Linked DNA regions of Homo sapiens: region 1 is linked to region 2. Evidence: chromatin loops called from intact Hi-C (ENCODE). Cell type or tissue: chondrocyte. All regions are shown on one strand. Links, peaks and the distances in the headings refer to the core of each region. The heading gives the core; the rest is flanking DNA. Region 1 overlaps CPAMD8 (C3 and PZP like alpha-2-macroglobulin domain containing 8). Region 2 has its middle 6.2 kb from the start of NWD1.

What was found. A loop is a pair of places that touch in the nucleus more often than their neighbours do. Peaks named below come from ENCODE experiments on the same cell type or tissue, not always from the same donor. Only the 100,000 strongest peaks of a DNase experiment are listed, where the experiment ranks them.
Region 1: a loop joins it to region 2, with 5 times the contacts of the local background. A loop is called at or near these places in 12 of 110 quality-filtered maps.

What each region holds. Positions count from the first base shown.
Region 1 is chr19:16,892,042-16,901,904 of GRCh38, forward strand. CPAMD8 (C3 and PZP like alpha-2-macroglobulin domain containing 8) reads right to left here. Exons shown (of 42, transcript NM_015692.5): 36 at 9,169-9,256; 37 at 7,434-7,508; 38 at 5,848-5,953; 39 at 5,650-5,760; 40 at 4,415-4,624; 41 at 4,135-4,285; 42 at 910-1,298. The coding sequence ends at 1,067. It overlaps F2RL3 (F2R like thrombin or trypsin receptor 3), which reads left to right. Exons shown (of 2, transcript NM_003950.4): 2 at 1-565. Among named protein-coding and RNA genes, the nearest start is that of F2RL3, 8.0 kb to the left of the region's middle. RefSeq lists enhancers at 1,384-1,523, 2,174-2,273, 2,374-2,423 and silencers at 4,805-4,884, 4,935-5,154, 5,225-5,744. In chondrocyte, for the core only: no CTCF peak of the experiment used is centred there; DNase peaks (open chromatin) are centred at 4,496 and 5,378.
Region 2 is chr19:16,708,671-16,718,533 of GRCh38, forward strand. No RefSeq gene overlaps it. Among named protein-coding and RNA genes, the nearest start is that of NWD1, 6.2 kb to the right of the region's middle. In chondrocyte, for the core only: CTCF peaks have their summits at 6,223 (motif pointing right) and 6,454; no DNase peak of the experiment used is centred there.

The DNA of each region.
Region 1 (9,863 bases), core at 4,335-6,834, 180 kb after region 2:
GTCAGGGCAGCCCAGGAATCTGAAACAGGATCAAACTCTGCTTCCTGGGCCCTGCCAGCATCTCTGGCTCGGCTTTCTGGGCTGGATGCAGCCCACGACGCACTGGTGTCTGAGATGGGGCTGGAGCTGGGGCTGGGGCTGCATTCCCTGGAGACTCACTGCAAGTTCCTGCCCAGGAGGCTGAGGGCACCCCATCCTCAGTGCCCAATGCTGTGGCCCCACCAGGCCCAGAGCCTGGTTGGCCATTCTCATGCCCACCAGCTTCTGGCTTTGGGATGTCTCTTGAGCAACCAGAATAGCACCCCCAACTCTGCTCCCCAAAACCCATCACTAGCACGGCTCAGCCTCCTGCTATCCCCTGACTGCTGGGGACCCTCGCCTTCCCTCCTCTCACCTGCAGGCTGATCCTTCTTTTCACTTTCTGTCAATGTCACCAGGGATAAGGTGGGACAATGGGGGGTGGGGGTGGACAGTGTGTGCTGGGGGGTTCGGGTGCTGCAGACCTGGAACTCCCTTCTGCCAGGATGTTGGCAGCCGGTTGTAAGCCTTGCACGGGACAGACCACAAGGGGCCATGCCAGTGGCTGTGGAGGACACAGCTGGTGTGTGGGGAAGGGGAGAAGCCTCAGCACCTGGTGCACAAACACACACACAGACACAGACACACACACACACAGAGACACCGCTGCTCACTCCAGGGAGTGGCACAGGGCAGTTTCAAAGACCACTGGGGCATGAACTATGGGGGCAAGGCAGAGGGTTGGAGGGCCACTGTTGGGCTCCTCATTGGGTCTATGTCTCTGATCAGCCCAACTTTGGGCAGCCCTGGGCTGGGGGTGTCAGGTGCCCGGGACACACACATGCACACACACACACATGCACACACAAAGTTCATGTGCACCCCAGAACATGTGAGTAAGATCAGTAACGTGTATTCTTGTCAATATCCTGGAGTGATCATTTACCAGAGTTTTCTGAGATGTTAACCACAGGCACAAGCTGGGTGTGTGGGTATGAATGGTCCCCAGGACCAAACTGCGGTCCCACAACTGCATGTGGTTGTAGGATTATCTCAAGGTGCAGGTGTTTGACATCCATAAACCCTCCTCCCCACCACTCTGAAAGGCTGGGCTGTAGACGAAGACAGGGCTCAGAAGCCCTGGCCTGTGGGCCCCCACCACCCGGCCACTATGTCTCTGAGGGGCCGGAGTCTGGCCCCATCTGTGGAACGGGCTGGCGCTCTGGGTGCTGCTTTCCAGGTTCCCGCTGCTCACAGGAGGCCGAGGCCCGGCTGTGACCCTGGAGATGAGGTTTTATCTTACAACATCCTCTACAGCAAGTGGGCACGGGGCCTCGGGCTGAGGAAGGAGCCACAGGGCCTGTCGCTTGTAGGGTGCCAGGGGTGGGGAACCCACCGGCCAGGGCAGCCTCAGACCTTGATCTCACAGGCAGCGAGGGGCCTCCGTGCTGGCAGAGATCAGGGCTGAGCGGTGTTGGCTGAAATAAATACCACCCCGGAGAAGATGGGCAAATGCAGACATAAGCAGGTGCCAGGGGTCACAAAGGGGAATCAAAGTCTGCTGGTACTGGTGGCAGGCAGCTGGTAGGGCCCCCCAAGGCAGGCAGGTTCTGGGCCTGGGGGCCCTGGGAGTGGGCTGGTCCTCTGGGCACGAGGACATCAGGAACTCACGGTGAGGAAGCACCGGGGTCACCCAGCCCCGGCAGCCGGAAGCTGAAAGTGCATTTGCTGAGAGCCATCTGCTTCCCCGCAGGGCCTTGTGATGTGAGCCCGAGGTCCCCGGGGGGCGAAGGCAGAGGGTGCGAGAGCTGGGACAGTCTTAGGGCAATTTGGGGTCCTGGGTGCCCCAAAGGGAGGCCGGGGCTTTGTGTTTCAGAGAAACGCAGCCTGTTCCGTTTTGAAGTTGCCCACCGGCTGGATGTTTTGCTAATTTAGTCCACATCGTGTTTGCTCAGAAAGAGGCTTTTGGCCACACGAGTGCTTTCTGGGAATGTTTCTTCTCCCGGGAACAGAATGTCAGGCTGTGGGAGCTGCCGTGGCCCCAGGAAAATGATGCCCAGCTCCAAGGCTGGGGGGTTGGGGTGCTTGGAGCTCCAGCTGTAGCTAGGAAGGTGGGGGATCTCCCAAGGGACCTCCAGCTGTCCCCCCTGCACCACACCGGTGACTGCTGAGCCCACACCTGGGTCCCAAGAGTCTCATCCTAGGGACGGGCAGATCTCTGTCATTCTGTTCCTTGGGTTCATTTAGAGGCAGGTGTCACCTGGGCTGAGGTCTGCCCACCCACCATACAGAGTCACAGGCTGATAGGGACAGGATGCAGCCAGATGGTGTCGTCCTGCTCTCAGCAGGGCAGCCGTTAGGAAGAGAAGCCGCTCTGACTGGCCAGGAGAGGAGAAAGATTCCTATGGGGCCGCCAGGACTTCGGGATGGGACCCCACACCCCTTTCCTGAACCCAACTCCACGGGGCTCAGGCCAGCTGCCACCTCCTCATTTAGATGGCAGAACCCCAACTGGATGGGGGACACATGGCCCAGGCCTGGCACTGTACAACTCTGCCTCCTTTCCCCTTCCAGTGGACCACAGTGATGGGCTCTGGGTGTCCATGTGCGGTAAGAGGGGAGTAGCTTGTGTCAGACCACCAACCAAATCGAAAAGCTACCCATAGCACACTACCCAGCAATACAAAAGAACAAACTCCAGGCCGGGCACAGTGGCTCACGCCTGTAATCCCAAAGCTTTGGGAGACTGAGATGGGAGGATCACTTGAGCCCAGGAATTTGAGGCTGCAGTGCACAATGATCATGTCTATGAACAGCCATGGCACTCCAGCTTGGGCAACATACAGAGACCCCATCTCTACAACACACACACACACACACACACACACACACACACACACACTAGCTGGGCGTGGTGGTAGTGTGTGCCTGTGGTCCCAGCTACTCAGGAGGCTGAGGCAAGAGGATCACTTGAGCTCAGGAGGTCAAGGCTGCAGTGAGCCATGACCACGCCACTACACTCCAGCCTGGGCAACACAGTGAGACCTCGTTTGAAAAATAAAAGAATAGGCCTGGCATGGTGGCTCATGCCTGCAATACCAGCGCTTTGGGAGGCCAACGCGGGTGGATCACCTGAGGTCAAGAGTTCAAGACCAGCCTGGCCAACATGGTGAAACCCCACCTCTACTAAAAATACAAAAAAAATTAGCCGGGCATGGTGGCGGGCCCCTGTAATCCCAGCTTCTGGGGAGGCTGAGACAGGAGAATCGCTTGAACCCAGGAGGCGGAGATTGCAGTGAGCCCAGATTAAAAAAAGAATAAACTATGGATACACGAAACAACACAGGTGAATGCAAGGGAATCATGCTCCAAAGATTATCCGCTCTGATTCCATTTACCTGGCATTCTCAAAATAACAAAATTACAGACGGGTAGGGGGAAAATGGCTTAGTGGTTGCAGGTGTTGAGGGGAGAGATGAAGTTATGGAAGAGCAGCTGGAAGGATCCTGTGCAGATGGGCTGTTTGTTGACTATGGTTGAGATTACACAAATCTGCCCATGAGGAAACCGCACACTGTTAACTACAGGCAAAACTTCCCTAGTCCAAAAATCCTAAATCTGAAATGTTCCAAAATCCAAGTCTTTTTGAGCAGCGACTTGACGTGCTCAAAGGCAATGCTCATTGGGGCATTTCAGATTTTTAGATTAGGGATGCTGAACCTTAGCTAACTATATAATGCAAGCATTCTGAAATGTGAAAAAATCTGAAATCCGAAACACTGCTGGTCCCCCCAGCATTTCGGATAAGGGATCCTTGACCCGTATGCGCGCGCGCGCGCGCACGCACACACACACACACACACACACACGCGCGCGTGCGCCCGCGCACAGCTGTTCGCTGGTGGGTGTTGCGTGGGCCAGGGTGGAGGGAGGATGAATGTCCCACTTTGTCCCCAGGAACTCTGAGCCTCTGACCCTGAGTCACTCCCACTGCCAGTGGGGGGTCGGGGCGGGGCGGAGGAGTCGGGGCAGGTCGTCGGGGGAGGTTGGTAGGGGAGGGAGGTGGGGAGATATTGAGCCTATGTCTCTTATCTCTGGGGTGGGCCCAGCTGTTACCTGTCCTCCGCCTCCCCTTCAGGCTCAGGGTCTGAGTCCTCCACCTCAAGGCCGGCTCCATTCAGCTTCACGTCCTGCTGTAAAGGCCCCGGGGCCACAGAAGCCAGGTCATCCCCGTAGGTGGAGGACGACGAGGCCGGCAGCCGCTGCTCTGGAAGGAAGGGGGCCTCGGTCGGGAGGGCGTGGCGGGGAGGGGACCCAAGGGCCGAGGGGAGGAGATCCGTGGCCCAGAGCAGCAGCGATGGTGTCCCCGAGGCTAGGCGGGGGGTAGGGTCCTCACCGAGGGCGCAGCAGCTGGGAGGCGCGGGCTCCAGGGGCGCGGCCTGGCGGCAGGCGGCCTCCCGCAGGCGGCAGGCGCTGGCGTAGACCACCCCGTCGGAGCCGCACACCGGGTTCCCCTGGGCGCCGCAGTCGTGGTCGCAGCCGCATCGCGCGATCGCCGCCCCCTCCTCAGGGGCCACGGCAGGGCCCGACTCGCCGGGGAACCAGCCTGGGGGACGAGGCAGGCTCGACAGACCCCCCACCCTGAACCTTGCCCGCGCCCCCACAGAACCTGGGGGTGGGGAAGATGTCCCTGGGTCCCGGGCCCACTACCCCCTCGGTGGGTCTTGGGGCGCGACAGTTAATGGGAGGTCCTGAGCCCTGGCCTTATGGAATTTCACGCAGGTATTTGCCTAATACTTACAAAAACAGAAACAGACTTTTAAAAAGCGGTTGTAGGAGAGAAAGGAGACAGGGCGTCCTGTCTGGGCCGCCCTGCAACAACAGCCCCGTCCCCTGCCGCGCCTCCTCCGCACTGACCACACCCACCCCAACCCCACCCCCACCGCACTGACCGCTCCTATCCTCAACCCCGCCCCCTCCGCGGTGACCACACCTACCCTCAACCCCGCCCCCTCCGTCCTGACCACTCTTAACCCCGCCCCCTCCGCACTGACCACACCCACCACAAATCCCGCCCCTCAGCGCTGACCGCACCCACCCTCGACCCCGCCCCCCGCACTGACCACACCCACCGCAACCTCATCCCCTCAGCACTAACCACATCCACTCTCAACCCCGTCCCCTTCGCACTGACCACACCCACCCCGTTCGGCCCCGCCCCCCGCACTGAACACACCCGCCCTCAACCCCGCACCCTCCGCACTCACCTCCCCCTCGCCGCTCGACCCCGCCCTCACCACACTGACCACCCTCAACCCATTGCGCCCAGTCCCCACCACAGTGACCACACCCTCACTGGCTCGGCCCTGCCCCCAGTATACTGACCATTCCCCAGCCACTTCCCTTCCGCACTTACCACTCCCCCAGCCACGCCCCTCCCCGCTGACCGCTCCTCCAGCCCCGCCTCCCCCGTACAGGCAGAGCGCCCGCCCACCTCTATGCTGCGTTCTCCTGACTTTACGTTGGCCCCTCCTCTGCCAAGCCCCCAGGGGAGCCCTCCCTGGCGTCCGAGGGTGGGAGTCGGGGTGTGGCAGGCCGCGGTGGGGGGCGGCAGTGGCTCCGCGCACTCACCCGGGCCCCGGGCAGGGGCGCGCTCCACTTCGTTGCACGCGGGTCCGGCGCACAGTTCCCGGGCGAGTGGGCTGTGGGTGCTGACGTTGTAGAAGCGAGTGGCCTCGAAGGCTACGGGACGAGGGTGGCGGGTGACCAAGTGCAGGCGCGACGGGTCAGGGACCGGGCCGGGCCGGGGGTGCGGGCGCGCGGGCCTACCGGGTTCGTAGTAGTCGTACACGGAGACTGGCAGCGCCGACGTCCTGCCCACCACGCACTCCCGGAGAGCACGGAACCGCACGCACGTCAGGCACCGGCTGGGGATCTGTGGGGCAGCGGCGGGCGCAGGCTCGACCCGGGCCAGGAGGCCCGGGGCGCTGAGCTCAGGCCCAGAACTGGCTGATTTCAGGGATACCCAGGACGCGTGAAACACAGAAGAAACGTGATCCCATTTTCTTTTTTTCTTTTACTTTTCTTTTTTTTTTTTTTTCCTGAGACAGAGTCTCGCGCTGTTGCCCAGGCTGGAGTGCAGTGGCGTGATCTCGGCTCACTGCAAGCTCGGCCTCCTGGGTTCAAATGATTCTCCTGCCTCAGCCTCCCAAGTAGCTGGGATAACAGGCGCCCACCACCGCACCCTGCTAATTTTTTGTATTTTTGATCAAGACGGAGTTTCACCATGTTGGCCAGGCTGGTCTCCAACTCCTGCCCTCAAGTGATCCGCCTCGGTCCCATTTTTTATTCTTTGGGTCCTTCCATCCCACTGGGAAAACGTCTCAGGTGGCCTCTGAAACACCACTCCTTTTTGTGTGTGTGCACGCATGGCTGAGCATGTGTGGGTGGGAGTCAGCACATTCACGATACTGTGCAATCATCACCTCTGTCTAGTTACAGAACGGTTTCTTTCTCCCCCAAAGAAACCCCATCGCCATCAGCACTCACTCCCCACTCCCCCAGCCCCTGGCAACCACAAATCTTTCCAACTCTACGGATTTGCCTGTTCTGGGCATTTCATGTCAATGGAATCATGTACTCTGTGGCCTTTTGTGTCTGGCTTCTTTCACTCAGCATCATGTTTCTGAGGTTCATCCATGCTGTAGCATGGATCAATGCTTCGCTCCTTCCTACAGATGGATAATATCCACTGCGGCCCCTCCCTGCTTTTTCTACCAACTGCCATCAGCCGAGGGCACAGAGCTGTCAGCATGGCCAACTCTGCCTGGAATTTATTCTCCCAGTGTCTTATTTTTTTTTGTTTTTTTTTAGACAAGGTCTTGCAGGTCTTGCTCTGTCACCCAAGCTGGAGTGCAGTGGCACAATCTCAGGTCACCACAACCTCCGCCTCCCAGGTTCAAACGACTCTCCTGCCTCAGCCTCCCAAATAGCTGGGATTACAGTAGCGTGCCATCACACCTGGCTAATTTTTGTGTTTTTTGTAGAGACAGGGTTCTGTCATGTTGGCCAGGCTGGTCTTGAACTCCTGATCTCAGGTGATCCACCTGCCTCAGTCTCCCAAAGTGATGGGATTGCAGGCGTAAGCCAAAGGGCCTGGGCACTTTTTTATATTTTTTGTAAAGATGGGGTCTCGCCATGTTGCCCAGGCTGGTCTCGAACCCCTGAGCTCAAGTGATCCTCCCACCTCGGCTTCCCAAAGTGCTGGGATTACAGGCATGAGCCACCATGCCCGGCCCCAGTGTCTTTTTTATGGTACAAGATACTTGCAGGGAGCCACACCAGGCAGTGACCGGTGCACCCTCACCAACATGCACACCAGGGAAGCCTCCTCCACCAACCCCGGCTGGTGGTACCTCATCAAAGTAGAAGAGCACTCGGCGTCCAGCCACTTCATACCTCTTCATCCCCATGTGCTTGTCAAGGAGCAGCTGCAGAGGAAGCCAGAAGTCAGGGTCCTCAGACTCTCTACTTGCTTCCTCTCCCATCCCCTGGGGGCAGTGGTCAGTGGGATGCTTGGACTTGCCCACAAGTTACCATGGGCTGGGGTCTGGGTGCTGGTCAGTGCTCCCCAGGCCCTGCCAGCCTCTCAGCACCCAGGAGAGGACGCTCAAGGATGGCTATCCCCGCTGGGAGCACCTGCCTCGCCTCCCTATACACTCCCTCAACCCAGCCCCAAGCCCAGGTCAGGCTTCTCCGTGGCCAAAGAGGTGCCCGGCTGAGCCCTGCCGCCTGCTGGTGTCTCAGCTGCACTGTTCAAGTTCCCCTCCCAGCCTGGGATTTTTTTTTTTTTTTCAGTTTTTGATTTAAAAAAATCCACACCCACTCCAAGGCCTCTGAATTGACCACATCCTCATCCCCTGGTGCTCCGTGCAGCCTCCTTGGAGGGGAGGTGACAATAGGCCCAGCTTTCCTGTTCCACCCTCCCCACACTGCAGACCTCCTTTGGTCCCTGAAACCCTCGCTTCTTGGTCCTCTTTCTCCCCCAGCCAGAGCCGGGCAGCAATCCCCACCCCCATGTCCCTCTTCCTTCCTGTACAAAATGGGGACATGGCACTGGTCTGTCTTAGGGTTGTGAGGGTGACAGCTGGTCTCGGCAGAATGTGGATTGAGAATACCCCATGGCTCCCCACCCAGGGCCAAAGCACATGGAACTTTGCTGAAGTTCTAGGTGGCATTTATAATAGTGTGACAGTGGGCCCGGTGCTGTGGCTCACATCTGTAATCCCAGCACTTTGGAAGGCTGAGGTGGGCTGATCACCCGAGGTCAGGAGTTTGAGACCAGCCTGACCAACATGGAGAAACTCCATCTCTACTCAATACAAAAAAATTAGCTGGGCGTGGTGGTGCATGCCTGTAATCCCAGCTACTTAGGAGACTGAGGCAGGAGAATTGCTTGAACCGGGGAGGTGGAGGTTGCAGTGAGCTGAGATTGTGCCATTGCACAGCCTGGGCAACAAGAGCAAAACTCCATCTCAAATAATAATAATAATAATAATAGTGACAGTGGCCGCATGGGAGATCCACCTGTTGGAGCAGCCCCCACCTCACCCCATCTACTCCTCAGTAGACAGATGGGCCATTTTTGCCCAGAAAGGGGAGGAAAAAAGGGGCTGGGCATAGTGGCTCATGTCTGTAACCCCAGCACTTTGTGAGGCTGAGGCGGGAGGATTGCTTGAGCCCAGGAGTTTGAGACCAGCCTGGGCAACATGGCGAAACCCTGTCTCTGCCACAAATACAAAAATTAGCAGGGCATGGTAGTGCATGCTTGTAGTCCCAGCTACTCGGGAGGCTGAGGTGGGAGGATTACTTGAGCCTGGAAGTTCAAGGCTCCACTGGGAATTTGAGCCAAGATCAGATCATTACACTGTAGCCTGGGCAACAGAGCAAGACTATGTCAAAAAAAAGAAAGAGAAACAGGGTAAAAGGGGAGGGGGAGGGGAAGGGGGAGGGGGAGAGGGAGAGGGAAGAAAAGAATACCCATAGCATTTTACAAAGGTCTGGACTGCCAGCCAGCCTGACCCTGGGTGCCTAAGCCCTACCTATTGTTCAGAGATCCCTGCCCACCGCTGCTCACCGGCGCTGCCTCACCTGCTCCAGGCTCTCGATGTCTGCCCGGAAGCCTGACAGCAGGGGCACCTCCAGGACAGCCATATTGGAAGACCCTGCATGCAGCCACCTTCCAACAACAGGGGAGAGAGAGAGGCCCTAGAGCTCAAGCCCAGAGGTGGAATTCAAGGTCCCCTCTCCCCCTGGAGCCCACACAGCTGATGTCCCAGGAAGCCTGCCCTGGGGCCTGGCCGGCAGGCCAACAGCACACACATCCTTGGCTCGGTCAACTCAGTCAACCTATTTTACAGCAGGGACACTGAGACCAGAGGGAAAGGGCCTTGCCAAGGGCTCTAGGCCTGACCAGGTCTCTTGACTAAGCATTGTGTTCTGTCCTGGACTTCACTCTGTGTCCCCAGCCTGGGAAGCAGCTGGCGACCCCACTCTGGACATGGTTGCACAGAGCAGCCACAGCTCAGGTGCTTCAACACTGCCACCCTGCAGGAGACTCTGGGAAATCAACCCCCTAGCTCCGGCCTCAGTTTCTCCTTCTGTAACATGGTGGGGCGGGGAGGGAGGTAACTGGGCACTCTCTGGAGCCTGCAATATGCCAGGCGCTTCCTATAGGGCGTTGGGGACAAGGAAGAGGAAGCCAACATTCAGAGTGGAGCTTGCAGCTGCGGGGAGTGCACCAAGCTGGACTCTGATTTCCAGAACTTTCTGAGATGGGGAACTTG
Region 2 (9,863 bases), core at 4,806-7,305:
AGAGAGCAAGACCATGTCTCAAAAAAAAAAAAAAAAAAAGGGCCAGGCAGGGTGGTATAATCTCAGCACTTTGGGAGGCCGAGGCGGGCGGATAATCTGAGGTTGGAGGTTCAAGACCAGCATGACCAACAGGGAGAAACCCTGTCTCTACTAAAAATACAACAGTAGCCGGGTGTGGTAGCGCATGCCTGTAATCCCAGCTCCTTGGGAGGCTGAGGCAGGAGAATCGCTTGAACCCGGGAGGCGGAGGTTGCAGTGAGCCAAGATCGCACCATTGCACTCCAGCCTGGGCAACAAGAGCAAAACTCCGTCTCAAAAAAAAAAAAAAAAAAAGGAAATAGGATCTTTGCAGATGCAAAGATGTAATTAAGATAAGGTTATATTGGTTTAGGGTGGGCCCTCCTCTCACCCACAACCCTCCAAAAGTAAACTATGAACAGTCCTTTTTGTTATGCACATATAAACACATATACAGAGGCCAGGCTCGGTGGCTCATGCCTGTAATCCCAGCACTTTTGGAGGCCGAGGCAGGCGGATCACTTGAGATCAGGAGTTTGAGACCAACCTGACCAACATGGTGAAACCCTGTCTCTACTGAAAATACAACAATTAGCTGGGCGTTGGGGAAAGAGTTCGTTTGTTTGGACAACACGCTTCCTTTGGCACTTTGCTCTTATATTGATGGGACATAAACATTTTTTTGTGGCAATGCTCTGAAGATCTAATTCATTTATTTCAATGCCTGCAGGTAATTCCATTGATGGGGCATAATTTATTTATCCAATCTCCTATTGATGTCATTTATTTATATTATTACTAAATTTCTGAAATTTACATTTCAGAAATTTACAAAATTTCTTTTCTTTTCTTTTTTAGATGGAGTCTAGCTCTGTCACCCAGGCGGAAGTGCAGTGGTGTGATCTCAGTTCACTGCAACCTCCACCTCCCAGGCTTAAGGGATTCTCCTGCCTCAGCGTTCTAAGTAGCTGGGATCACAGGTGTCCACCACCACGCCTGGCTAAATTTTTTGTATTTTTAGTAGCGATGGGGTTGCACCACGTTGGCCAGGCTGGTCTGGAACTCCTGACCTCAGGTGATCCACCCACCTTGGCCTCCCAAAGTGCTGGGATTACAGGTGTGAGCTACTGTGCCCAGTAACATTTACAAACTTTCTTTCTTTCTTTCTTTTGTTTTTTGAGATGGAGTTTCACTCTTGTTGCCCAGGCTGGAGTGCAGTGGCGTGATCTCGGCTCACTGCAACCTCTGCCTCCCAGGTTCAAGCAATTCTCCTGCCTCAACCTCCTGAGTAGCTGGGATTACAGGCACGTGCCACCACACCCAGCTAATTTTTTGTATTTTTTTAGTAGAGACGGGGTTTCACCATGTTGGCCAGGCTGGTCTCGAACTCCTGGCCTTAGATGATCCTCCTGCCTGCTTCCCCGCTCACAGGCGTGAGCCACCACGCCAAGCCCCAAAATTTCTAATTTTTGATATTATGATTGATGCTGGGATGTTGGGTTCTGGAACCAGACTACCTGAGTCCAAATCACACCTCAGCCATTTACAAGTTATCTATTGCTGTGTAACAGGTGTTCACCAAAACTTAGCCACTTAACAAATATTTATTATCTCATGGTTTTCGTGTGAGAGAAATTCAGGAGCTTAGCTGGGTGGTTTAGGCTCGGGATCTCTCCTGAGGTTACCATCAGATGTCAGCCAGAGCCAGGCGCAGTGGCTCATGCCTGTAATCCCAGCACTTTGGGAGGCTAAGGCAGGCGGGTCACCTGAAGTTAGGAGTTCAAGACTAGCCTGGCCAACATGGTGAAACCTCATCTCTACTAAAAATATATAAATTAGCCGGGTGTGGTGGTGTGCATCTGTAATCCCAGGTACTTGGGAGGCCAAGGCAGGGGAATCACTTGAACCTGGGAGGCGGAGATTGCAGTGAGCCGAGATTGCACCATTGCACTCCAGCCTGGATGATACAGAGAAACTGTCTCAAAAAAAAAAAAAAAAAAAAAAATGTCAGCCAGGGCTGCAACTATCTGAAGACTTGACTGGGGCTGGAGGATCCACTTCCAAAACGTCACCCTTAGCTGGCGTTTGGCTGGAGGTCTCAGTTCCTTACCACATGGGCTTTTGCACAAGCTGCTTGAATTTTATCATGACATGACACCTAACTTCCCCAGAGCAAGCAATCCAAGAAAGCAAAGAAGACCTAGTACCATTTCTGATCTGGTCTGAGTCAAACACCATCACATTGCTTTATTCAAGTCACTAAGTCCAGCCCAGAGTCAAGGAGAAGCCAATTAGGTGTTATTCTCTTTTCTTTCTTTCTTTCTTTCTTTCTTTTTTCTTTCTTTCCTTCTTTCTTCCTTTCTTTTTCTTTCTTTCTTTCTTTTTTCTTTCTTTCTTTCCTTCTTTCTTTCTTTCTTTTTCTTTCTTTCTCTCTCTCTTTCTTTCTCTATTTTTCTTTTTCCTTCCTTCCTTCTCTTTCTCCCTTTCCCTCCCCTCCCCTCCCTTCCCCTCCCCTTCTCTTCCCTTCCTTTCCTTTTTTTGAGACAGAGTCTTGTTCTGTTGCCCAGGCTGGAGTGCAGTGGCGTGATCTTGGCTCACTGCAACCTCTGCCTCCAGGTTTCAAGTGATTCTCCTGCCTCAGCCTCCCAAGTATCTGTGATTACAGGCAAATCTTGGCTCACTGCAACCTCTGCCTCACAGATTCAAGCAATTCCCCTGTCTCAGCCTCCTGAGTAGCTGGGACTACAGGTGTGCACCACCACGCCCAGCTAAGTTTTGTATTTTTAGTAGAGACAGGGTTTCACCATGTTGGCCAGGATGGTCTCAATCTCTCGACCTCGTGATCCGCCTACCTTGGCCTACCAAAGTGCTGGGATTACAGGCGTGAGCCACTGCACCCGGCTAGTTTTTTGTATTTTTAGTAGAGACAGGGTTTCATCATGTTGGCCAGGCTGGTCTCGAACTCCTGACCTCAGGTGATCTGCCTGCTGCAGCCTCTCAAAGTGCTGGGATTACAGACGTGAGCCACCGCGCCCAGCTGATACTTAGTTTCTTACATGGTTGAATCTCAGAGTATTTGGCTGACTTGAGGCCTCTTAGCTTGGGCATCATTGGCTGCTAGAAAATCCAAGGACCGGAATTAGAGGTTCCGTGCATCCTGTAAGAGTGTAGGCAAAATTGTGTGCACGTGTTATTTGGTAGGAGGAGGTCCAAAGCTTTTATTGAGGGTCTCATGTAGTCTGTGATCCCAAGAAGAATATGGCTCACTGTGCAAAAGTGAGACCTCCTGTTGTATTTGTTCCCAATGTTTTCTTTCTTTCTTTTTTCTTTTCTTTTTTTTTTTTTTGAGACAGAGTCTTGCACTGTCGCCCAGGCAGGTGTGCAGTGGCACGATCTCGGCTCGCTGCAACCTCCACCTCCCAGGTTCAAGCAATTCTCCTGTCTCAGCCTCCTGAGTAGCTAGGATTATAGGCGCCCGCCACTGCGCCCAGCTAATTTTTTGTATTTTTAGTAGAGACGGGGTTTCACTATGTTGGCCAGGCTGGTCTTGAACTCCTGACCTCATGATCCACTCGCCTCAGCCTCCCAAAGTGCTGGGATTACAAGCGTGAGCCACCACACCCGGCCTGTACCTGATATTTTCTGATGACAATCTTCTTCCACTGGAGCATTGGATCTTCAATACTGAGGCACATCTTCTCCCTATACAACATACAGATAAAAAGGAAGTTGAAATCAGAGAGAAATAAAAAGACATTTTATATTTTATTCCGCTTCATTTTCATTTCCTTTTTTTTTTTTTTTTTTTAAGCTGGAGTCTCGGTCTGTCACCCAGGCTGGAGTGCAGTGGTGTGATCTCGACTCACTGAAACCTCTGCCTCCCAGGCTCAAGCGATTCTCGTGCCTCAGCCTCCTGAGTAGCTGAGATTACAGGTGCATGCCAATACACCCGGCTAATTTTTGTAGTTTTAGTAGAGACAGGGTTTCACCGTGTTGGTCAGGCTGTTCTCGAACTCCTGACCTCAGGTGATCCACCCACCTCTGCCTCCCAAAGTGCTGGGATTTCAGGCATGAGCCACCGCGCCCAGCCCTGCTCCATTCCCTTCACTGCATACCTTAATAATTCCTTTTCGGTAATCAGGCACATTTTGAACTTTTATGAATAGATCTGTGATTATTCTAAGTTCTTAAATTGTTCTGCAGTCTTTTATGTTTATTATCATAGGCATAGATGGACCTATATTCCTTACCATGTCCTTTATTATTCAACCAGTGTATCCTCTGGTTTTTTGCCTATGTTATTAAGTAACCTATTATCTCTGGAGTTCATGAAGTTATAATATCATTTTTATTAAACTGAATAGAATGGTATAGCAATGACCTCTTAATTACAATTTGATTTGACTGCAAAACTTTTTCCTCCTCTATAAGGAGATGATGTCTGCTTTAAGCTGTAATGTTTTGCCATGTTGCAAAAAGCCACAATAATAAATTAAGTATAAAAAAATACCTGTCTTAGGGCTGAGTGTAGTGGCTCGTGCCTATCCTGGCTACTTGAGAGGCTGAGGTAGGAGGATCACTTGAGCCAAGAAGTTCGAGGCTGCAGTGAACTGTAATTGTGCCATTAAACTGCAGCCTGGTGATGGAGGGAGACCTGGTCTCTAAATAAGTAAATTAACAAATAGACCAGACTGAGTGGCTCATGCCCGTAATCCCAGAACTTTGGGAAGCTGAGGTGGGAGGATCCCTTCAGGCCAGGAGTTCCAGACCAGCGTGGACAACATAGTGAGATCCCACCTCCTCAAAAAATTTAAAAATTAGTCAGGTGTGGTGGTGTGCACCTGTAGTGCCAGCTAGTATGGAGGCTGAGGCAGGAGGATCACTTGACCCCAGGAAGCAGTGAGCTGTGTTCACGCTGCTGCAGTCAAGCATGGGTGACAGAAGGAGAGCCTGTGTCAAAAAAATTAAAATAAATAAATAAATCTTGATATTTTATTCATTGTGTAGTTTCTGCATTAATTTTAATTTTTTTTTCTTTGAGACGCAGTCTCGCTCTGTCGCCCAGGCTGGAGTCCAGTGACATGATCTTGGCTCACTGCAAGCTCTGCCTTCCAGGTTCACGTCATTCTCCTGCCTCAGCCTCCTGAGTAGCTGGAACTACAGGTGCCTGCCACCACACCTGGCTAATTTTTTTTTTTTTTTGTATTTTTAGTACAGATGGGGTTTCGCCTTGTTAGCCAGGATGGTCTCAATCTGCTGGCCTCATGATCTCCCCGCCTTGGCCTCCCAAAGTGCTGGGATTACAGGCGTGAGCCACCGTGCCCGGCCCAGTAATTTTAATTTTTTAAAATAATCACTAGGTGCAGTGGCTCACGCCTGTAGTCCCAGCACTTTGGGAGGCCGGGGTAGGAAGATCGCTTAAGGCCAGGAGTTCAAGACCAGCCTGGACAACATATCGAGATCCCCATCTCTACGAAAAAAAAAAATAAAAATAAAAAAAATAAAAAAATTAGCCAGGCAGGTGGCGTGCACCTGCAGTCCTAACTACTCTGGAGGCTGAGGTGGGAAGGTTGCTTGAGCCCAAGAGTTCAAGGTTGCAGTGAACAAGGCTATGCTACTGCACTCCAGCCTGGGTGACAGAGTGAGACCCTGTCTCTAAAAATAGTAATAATTTAAAAAAATGTATTTAAGGCCGAGTGTGGTGGATCATGCCTGTAATCCCAGCACTTTGGGAGGCTGAGGCGGGTGGATCACTTCAAGTCAGGAGTTCGAGACCAGCCTGAGCAACATGGTGAAACCCCGTCTCTACTATAAAAAAAAACAAAAAACAAACAAACAACAACAAAAAAAAACAAAATTAGCCAGGTGTGGTGGCGGGTGCCCATAATACCAGCTACTCGGGAAGCTGACGCAGGAGCATCGCTTGAACCCGGGAGGCGGAGTTTGCAGTGAGCCCAGATTGCGCCATTGCACTCCAGCCTGGGCAACAAGAGCCAAACTCCGTCTCAAAAAAAAAAAAAAAAGTATTTAAATATTATGTATTATTTGGACACAATAAAAAAATTGGAAAAAATATTCTTTATCTTTGTTGCTTTTTTCTCTTTTTACCGCTCTCCCCCAATGTTGCTCCCTGTCCAGCGCCTCTCCGCAGCCTCTCCTCTGACTCTGCCCTGGGTTCAAGCTGCTTCTGGTCATTCGCGTGATGGCCTCGAGGGGGCGCTGCTTCCCCACTCATGCTCAGCCAGGACTCCTTAGTCAGTTTAATTGGGTTTGTTAACATCTTCCAGCTTAGATTCCTCTTCTGCAAAGTGGGTATTATAATGTTAGCCACGCAGGGATGACGAAGGAAGTGCAGTTGACCCTTGAACAACACGAGTTTGAACTGTACGGATGTACTCAGGCGTGGATTTTTTTCCACCCCTGCCACCCCTGAGACAGCAAGACCAAGCCCTCCTTCTGTTCTTCCTCCTTCTCCTTCTCCTTAGCCTGCTCAAGGTGAAGACGACAAGGATGAACACTTTTGTGATGATCCACTTCCACTTCATCCATAGTAAATATGTTTTCTCTTCCTTTGAAGTTTGGACGGGCACAGTGGCTCACTCCTGTAATCCCAGCACTTTAGAGGCCAAGACGGGTGGATCACCTGAGGCCAGGAGTTCAAGACCAGCCTAGCCAACATGGCAAAACCCTGCCTCTACTAAAAATACAAAAATTAGCCAGGCGTGGTGGTGGGCGCCTGTAATCCCAGCTACTCAGAGGCTGAGGCAGGAGAATCGCTTGAACCCAGGAGGCAGAGGTTGCAGTGAGTTGAGGTCATGCCACTGCACTCCAGCCTGGGCAACAGAGTGAGACTCCATCTCAAATAATGAAACAAACAAACAAAAAACAAAACAAAAACAAAACACCAGAATTTTTTTAGTGACATTTGCTTTTCTCTAGCTTACTTATTGCAAGAATACAGTATATAATACATAGAATGTAGAAAATCAGTGTTCATCGACCATTTATGTCATCAATAAGGCTTTTGGTCAATAGTAGGTGTTACATGCAGTCAAAAGTTACATGCAGATTTTTGACTGTAGGGGTGAGCTTGGCACTCCTAACCCCTGTGTTGGTTCTAAGGTTGACTACACAGAAATCCCCTAGCCCTGGGCTCGTGGTTACTCAATGCATAAGGATAATCACGATTTTTTTTTTTTTTTTTAAAACAGGGTCTTGCTCTGTCACCCAGGCTGGAGTGCAGTGGTGCAGTCATAGCTCACTGCAGCCTCAACCTCTTGGGCTCAAGTGATCCTCCCACCTCAGCCTGCCCAGTAGCTGGGACTACAGGCATGCACCACCAAGTCTGGTGAATTTTTATTTTTTGTAGATATGGGATCTCACTATATTGTCCAGGCTGGTCTCGAACTCCTGGGCTCAAGCAATCCACCTGCCTCAGCCTCCCAAAATGCTGGGATTACAGGCGTCAGCCAACATTCCCAGCCACTATTTTTTTTTTTTTTTGAGACAGTCTTGCTCTGTCCCCCAGGCTGGAGTGCAGTGGTGTGATCTCAGCTCACTGCAACTTCCGCCTCCTGGGTTCGAGCAATTCTCCTGCTTCTGCCTCCCAAGTAGCTGGGATTACAGGCATGCACCACCACGCCTGGCTAATTTTTTTTTTTTTTTGTATTTTTAGTAGAGATGGGATTTCACCATGTTGGCCAGGCTGGTCTCAAACTCTGGGCCTCAAGTGATCATCCCGCCTGGGCCTCCCAAAGTGCTGGGAGTGTGCCCGGCCCCAGCCACTATTTTTTAAGAGTACAAAATTGAAGCATATTCTGATAGGGAATTTAAAACACTCACTAAAGTAGGCAGAATAGTATAATGAACCGCAGCCCACCCTAACCACCATCACCCCCTACTCAACCTCGCCAACCCCGCCCCCATCCCATTTGCCTTCCTGTCAGGTATTATTTTGAAGCAAATCTCAGCTATCTTATCATTCCATAAATATTTTGTTATATGTCTCTAAAACATACACACTCTTTTTTTTTTTTTTTTGAGACAGGGTCTCACTCTGTTGCCCAAGCTGGAGCACAGTGGCGTGATCACGACTCATTGCAGCCTCAACTTCCCAGGTTCAAGTGATCCTTCCACCTCAGAGTAGCAGGGACCACTGGCACATGCACCATGTCTAGTTAATTTTTTAATTTTTTGTAAAAATGGAGTCTCAATATGTTGGCCAGTCTGGTCTTGAACTCCTGAGCTTAAGTGATCCTCCTGCCTTGGCCTCCCAAACTGCTGGGATAACAGGCATGAGGCACTGCACCTGGCCCAGACTCTTTAAAAGCCTAACCAGTCTGGGCATGGTGGCTCATGCCTGTAATCCCAGCACTTTGGGAGGCCGAGGCGGGTGCATCACCTGAGGTCAGGAGTTCCAGACCAGCCTGGACAACATGGTGAAACCCCGTCTCTACTAAAAATACAAAATATTAGCCAGGTGTGGTGGCAGGTGCCTCTAATCCCAGCTACTCGGGAGGGTGAGACAGGAGAATTGCTTGAACGTGGGAGGCGGAGGTTGCAGTAAGCCAAGATCATGCCATTGCACTCCAGCCTGGATGACAAGAGCAAAACTGTCTCGAAAACAAAAACAAAAATAAAAACAAAAACCTCACCGCAATACCATTGTCACACTGCAAAAACTTTGCCAATAATTTTTTAATATCTGTAGATTCCAGTTTAGCCAATAACTGTGGAGTTTTGGAATCATATCCGAATTTGGCTGTTAGCTCACTTCCTTGCCAAGGAAACTTGGGAAATTGTTTAACTTCTTTGAAGCCTATTTTCTTTCTTCTTCTTTTTTTTTTTAAACGCAGTCTCACTTTGTCACCCAGGCTGGAGTGCAATGGCGTGATCTCGGCTCACTGCAACCTCCGCCTTCCGGGTTCATGCGATTCTCCTGCCTCAGCCTCTCGAGTAGCTGGGATTACAGGTGCTCACCACCACGCCCAGCTAATTTTTGTATTTTTAGTAGAGACAGGGTTTCATCACGTTGGTCTGGAAGCCTGTTTTCATCATCAATGAACTGGGATAGTAAATTGAAGCCCCCAGATTGCTTGGAGTATTGGAGACAGTATGTTTCCTAAAATTTCAGCCCCTAAAACTTCTTTTCTTTTCTTTTTCTTTTTTTGTTTTAAAGAGACAGGGTTTTGCTCTGTTGCCCAGGCTAGAGTGCAGTGAGGCAATCATATCTCACTGCAGCCTTGACTTTCTGGGCTCAAGTAATCCTCCCACCTCAACCTCCCGAGTAGTTGGGACTACAGGCACACACCACCACGCCCAGCTAATTTTTTGTTATTGTTGTTGTTGTAGAGATGAGGGTCTCACTATGTTGCCCAGGCTGGTCTTGAACTCCTGGCCTTGAGTGATCCTCCCACCTTGGCTTCCCCAGTAGCTGGGACTACAGGAGCATGCCACTGTGCCTGGCAGCACCTGAAACTTCTTTTTTTTTTTTTTTTGTGAGATGGAGTGTAGTGTGGCTCTGTCGTCCAGGCTGGAGTGCAATGGCGTAATCTCTGCTCACTGCAACCTCTGCCTCCCAGGTTTAAGTGATCCTCCTGCCTCAGCCTCCCAAGTAGCTGGGATTACAGGCACCTGCCACCATGCCTGGCTAATTTTTGTTTTTAGTAGAGATGGGGTCTCACCATATTGGCCAAGCTGGTCTCAAATTCCTGACCTCAGGTGATTTGCCCACCTCGGCCTCCCAAAGTGCTGGGATTACAGGCATGAGCCACCGCGCCTGACCAAGTATCTGAAACTTCTATCCCTGAAAATATAGTAACACTATTATTATTACTTTTTCTTTG